2 separate regions of the Homo sapiens genome follow, and region 1 is linked to region 2. A link is an interaction called in ENCODE POLR2A ChIA-PET data of the cell type or tissue named here. Cell type or tissue: PC-9. All regions are shown on one strand.

Evidence for each region. ChIA-PET counts read pairs that join two places held together with the same protein. Peaks named below come from ENCODE experiments on the same cell type or tissue, not always from the same donor. Only the 100,000 strongest peaks of a DNase experiment are listed, where the experiment ranks them.
Region 1: POLR2A ChIA-PET joins it to region 2 with 10 read pairs; 3 of 35 experiments call an interaction of 5 or more read pairs at or near these places.

Annotation. Positions count from the first base shown.
Region 1 is chr12:122,734,017-122,736,516 of GRCh38, forward strand. No RefSeq gene overlaps it. Among named protein-coding and RNA genes, the nearest start is that of HCAR1, 4.4 kb to the left of the region's middle. RefSeq lists an enhancer at 102-601. In PC-9, no CTCF peak of the experiment used is centred here; no DNase peak of the experiment used is centred here.
Region 2 is chr12:122,399,491-122,401,990 of GRCh38, forward strand. The region is part of intron 1 of CLIP1 (CAP-Gly domain containing linker protein 1); the gene reads right to left. It overlaps CLIP1-AS1 (CLIP1 antisense RNA 1), which reads left to right. Exons shown (of 3, transcript NR_045382.1): 3 at 1-454. Among named protein-coding and RNA genes, the nearest start is that of CLIP1-AS1, 5.2 kb to the left of the region's middle. RefSeq lists enhancers at 469-528, 997-1,046, 1,067-1,126, 1,084-1,769, 1,147-1,196 and 1 more. In PC-9, CTCF peaks have their summits at 125 and 328; DNase peaks (open chromatin) are centred at 191, 591 and 1,191; H3K4me3 peaks cover 1,800 bases; H3K27ac peaks cover 2,500 bases.

The DNA of each region.
Region 1 (2,500 bases), 330 kb after region 2:
TCCCAGGCTCAAGTGATCCTCCCACCTCAGCCTCACAAGTTGCTGGGACCACAGGCACGTGCCACCATGCCTGGCTAATTTTTGTATATTTTGTAGAGACAAGGTCTCACCATACTGGTCAGGCTGGTCCTGAACTCCTGGGTTCAAGCGATCTGCCTGCCTCAGCCTCTCAAAGTGCTGGGATTACAGGCGTGAGCCACCGCACCCACCCCAAAAGCCTACTGGTTTTTCACGTACAATCTGATCTTATTCTACCCCAGGGCTTCAAGAAGATGCTGTCTCTCTCTTCTTGGACTTCCTGCTCAAGATCATGCTGTGGTGCCCTATTCCTTTGTGCACCAAATTTAGATCTATCTAGGCTCATGCCTGTAATCCCAGTACTTTGGGAGGCAGATCACTTGCGATCAGGAGTTCGAGACCAGCCTGCCCAACATGGTGAAACCCCAACTCTACTAAAACTACAAAAATTAGCCGGTCGTGGCCGGGAGTGGTGGCTCACTCCTATAATCCCAGCACTTTGGGAGGCGGAGGTGGGTGGATCACCTGAGGTCAGGAGTTCGAGACCAGCCTGGCCAACATGGTGAAAACCCTGTCTCTACTAAAAATACCAAAACTAGCCGGGTGTGGTGGCAGGTGCCTGTAATCCCAGCTACTTGGGGGGCTGAGGCAGGAGAATCGCTTGAACCTGGGAGGCGGAGGTTGCAGTGGGCCGAGATAGCGCCATTGCACTCCAGCCTAGGGGACAAGAGTGAGACTTTGTCTCAAAAAAAAAAAAAATTAGCCAGTCATGGTGGTGCATGCCTGTAGTCCCAGCTATTCCAGAGGCCGAGTCACAAGAATCGCTTGAACCCAGGAGGTGGAGGTTGCAGTGAGCCAAGATTGCACCACTGCACTCCAGCCTGGGCCACAGAGTGAGAATCTGTCTCAGAAAAAAAAAAAAAAAAAAAACAAAACTGGCCAGGCAGTGGCTCACACCTGTAATCCCAGCACTATGGGAGGCCGAGGAGGGCAGATCACCTGGAATCAGGAGTTCAAGACCAGTCTGGCCAACATGGTAAAACTCCATCTCTATTAAAAATATAAAAATTAGCCAGTGTGGTGGCAAGCACCTGTAGTCCCAGCTACTCGCGAGAGTGAGGCAGGAGAATTGCTAGAAGCTTGGAGGCGGAGGTTGCAGTGAGCCGAGATCGCACCATTGCACTCCAGTCTGGAGGACAAGAGCAAGACTCCATCTAAAAAAATAAATAGGCTGGGCGCGGTGGCTCATGCCTGTAATCCCAGCACTTTGAGAGGTGAGGTGGGTGGATCACAAGGTCAGGAGTTCAAGACCAGCCTGACCAACACGGTGACACCCCATCTCTCCTAAAAATATGAAAATTAGCCAGGTGTGGTGGCGAGCACCTGTAATCCCAGCTACCTGGGAGGCTGAGGCAGGAGAATTGCTTGAACTGGGGAGGCAGAAGTTGCAGTGAGCTGAGATTGCAGCCACAGCACTCCAGCCTCGGTGACAGAATGAGACTCCGTCTCAAAAATAAATAAATAAATCTAAAAATTAATTCAAAATATATCCAAGATCTAGATGTAAAAGCTAAAACTATAAAACTCTTAGAAAACATAGGGGAAAAGCTTAATGACATTGACTAAGGCAATGATTTTTGGATATGATGCCAAAAACACAAGGAACAAAAGAAAAAATAGATAAATTGGACTCCACCAAAAGTAAAACCTTTGTGCCTCAAAGGACACTCACTATCAACAGACAAGGTGAGGTCAGGTGCAGTGGCTCACGCCTGTCATCCCAGCACTTTGGGAGGCCGAGGGAGGCAGATCACTTGAGGTCAGGAGTTTGAGGCTAGCCTGGCTAACATGGTGAAACCTCATCTCTACTAAAAATACAAAAATTAGCTGGGTCTGGTGGCACACATCTGTAGTCTCAGCTTCTTGGGAGGCTGAGGCAGGAGAATCCCTTGAACTTGGGAGGTAGAAGTTGCAGTAAGCTGAGATTGCACCACAGCACTCCAGCCTGGGTGACTGAGACTCCACATTAAAAATAAAAACAAAACAAACAAACAAAAAAATAGACAAGGTGATATGGTTTGGCTGTGTCCCCACCCAAATCTCATCTTGAATTGTAGCCCCCATAACTCCCACATGATGTGGGAGGGACCCAGTGGGAGGTAATTGAACCAGGGGGCAGGACTTTTCTGTGCTATTCTTGTGATAGTGAATAAGTCTCACAAGATCTGATGGTTTTGTAAAGGGGAGTTTCCCTGCACAAGCTCCTTTTTCTTGTCTGCTGCCATGTGAGATGTGCCTTTCAGCTTCCACCATGATTGTGAGGCCTCCCCAGCCACGTGGAACTGTGAGCCCATTAAACCTCTTTCTTTTGTAAATTGCTCAGTCTTGGATATGTCTTTATCAGCAGTGTGAAAGTGGACTAATATACAAGGCAATCCATGGGATGGGAGAAAGTATTTGCAAACCACATATATGTGATAAG
Region 2 (2,500 bases):
ACGTTGCCCCAAGAAAATCACATCTCTACACATCAGACCCTTTCCAGTCCATTTTGCCCCATCCACAAAATGAAAATGCCACTTTATTTACTAAATCTAAAAATTCTGTTGGGAGGCAAAGGAGAGTTGAAGAATTTGCAATGAATTTAACCTGCCAGGAGAGGGAGTTTAACACCAAGCTTCCAGAAACAGGCTGCGTGGTAGCTACAACGTCCAGAAACCCAGGTTTCAACGCGGCCCTGCTTCAAGACCCAAAGGAAATTCAGCACCAGGCGGGTGAAGTGACTTACCTGTGCACAGCTGCACTCGCAGACTTCGGAGCCCCCACCTAATTCTAAAATGCTGTATGTCCATGAACTTAATAACAGAAGGTCAGGGGAGAGACGTTCTGAGAGCAACGGAAATCTATCTTAAGATAAAGATGTTTCTGAGGCTGATTTTTCAAGTCAAACTTGAGAGAGAAATTCAAAGGCTATGTTCTCATATCATATTCCTGGGTTTGGGAGGTTCATTCACAGCTTAATCCTGTCCCCTGAAGTCACGGTTACGTAAGTATGCTGTGTCACTTGCTGTCCCCACCCCCAACACAGGAGATGCAGTGTAACCTGAGCTCCTCGGCTTGAGCCACTGAAAACACTTACACAACGCTGGGACCTTTCCAAATTGACTTGTTTCCCCTTAAGAAAGGGCAAGCTATTTGATTTTCTTCCTTCCACTTCATTCACATTCATATTTCTGTATATACAGAAGAGACTGAAAAAGATAAATAAGATTGAAGGGCATTTGCAAATTTTCTTCAATTCTTGAGTAAAACAAAAAAGTCAACTATCCAATGTCACGGAAAAGTAACCAAAAAAAAAAAAATTATGGGCCTGCTTAGCCCCAATTTAAAAACATCACATCTCCTGGCTGAACTGAGCTTAAGGTCCTTGGACGGGCTTCATTTCCCACGTACTGGCTGTTTCTAGAGCCAGGCCCCATACGCTACTGCCACGCGCAGCATACTGCCACACAGAAGGGCTTTGGGGGCACATGGGAAATGGCTCTCCAAGAACACAGGAGACACATCAGCAGTCTCTTCTGACTACTCTTCTTGCCCTCTCTTCCTTCTCTGGACTACTCCAGCTACTGGGCAGCTTCGATTACGGAATGATGACTCACACGCATTCCTGTCTTGTTTGCATATCATGCTATGACTAAGCTCCATGAGATTTGATTTGTCTTCGCATCCAACGAATCTAAAAAAGTTTGATACACAGTAAGAGTTCAAAAAAGTTCTCAAGTGAGTCAACAGCAAAACAAGAATCCATAAAATTATGCAAAATGATGCGATTTTCAAACTAAAGCATCAAGTAACTGTATCTTACACTCTAAACACTTGATAAACACAGAAGCATTACAGGGTTTCCCAACTCCGGATCCTTTTTTTTTTTTTTTTGAGACAGTGTTTCACTCTTGTCGCCCAGGCTGGAGTGCAGTGGCGCGATCTCGGCTCACTGCAACCTCCGCCTCTCGGGTTTAAGCAATTCTCATGCCTTAGCCTCCCAAGTAGCTGGGATTACAGGCACGTGCCACCATGCCTGGCTAATTTTGTATTTTTAGTAGAGACAAGGTTTTGCCATGTTGGTCAGGCTGGTCTCGAACTCCCGACCTCAGGTGATCCGCCCGTCTTGGCCTCCCAAAGTGCTGGGATTACAGACATGAGCCACCACGACTGGCCTGGATCCTTTTCTAAAAAGTGGGCCAATGAAGGGTGGGTATGGTGGTTCACACCTGTAATCCCAACACTTTGGGAGGCTGAGGTGGCAGGATGCTTTGAGCCCAGGAGTTCAATACCAGCCTGGGAAACTTGGTGAGACCTCATCTCTAATTATTAATGAACAAATTAATAAAAAGTAGGTCAATGGGCCGGGCACGGTAATCCTAGCACTTTGGGAGGCCAAGGCGGGCAGATCACTTGAGGTCAGGAATTCAAGACCAGCCTGACCAAAACGGCGAAGCCCCATCTCTACTAAAAATACAAAATCAGCCAGGCGGCGTGGTGGCACATGCCTGTAATCCCAGCTACTCAGGAGGCTGAGGCAGGAGAACTGCTTAAACCTGGGAGGCAGAGGTTGCGGTGAGCAGAGATGGCGCCATTGTACTCCAAGAAAGTAGGTCAATGAAGCTATGGGCAAACTGTTCAATTACTACCTACAATGAGTGCTATTTAACAGGTATGATCTCGGCTGGGCATGCTGGCTCATGCCTGTAATCCCAGCACTTTGGGAGGCCAAGGCGGGAGGATGACCTGAGGTCAGGAGTTCAAGACCAGCCTGACAGACATGGTGAAGCCAGTCTCCACTAACAATACAAAATTATCCAGGTGTGGTAGCACATGCCTGTAATCCCAGCTACTCGGGAGGCTGAGGCAGGAGAATCACTTGAACCTGGGAGGTGGGGGTTGCAGTGAGCCGAGATTTTGCCATTGCACTCCAGCCTGGGCAACAAGAGCAAAACT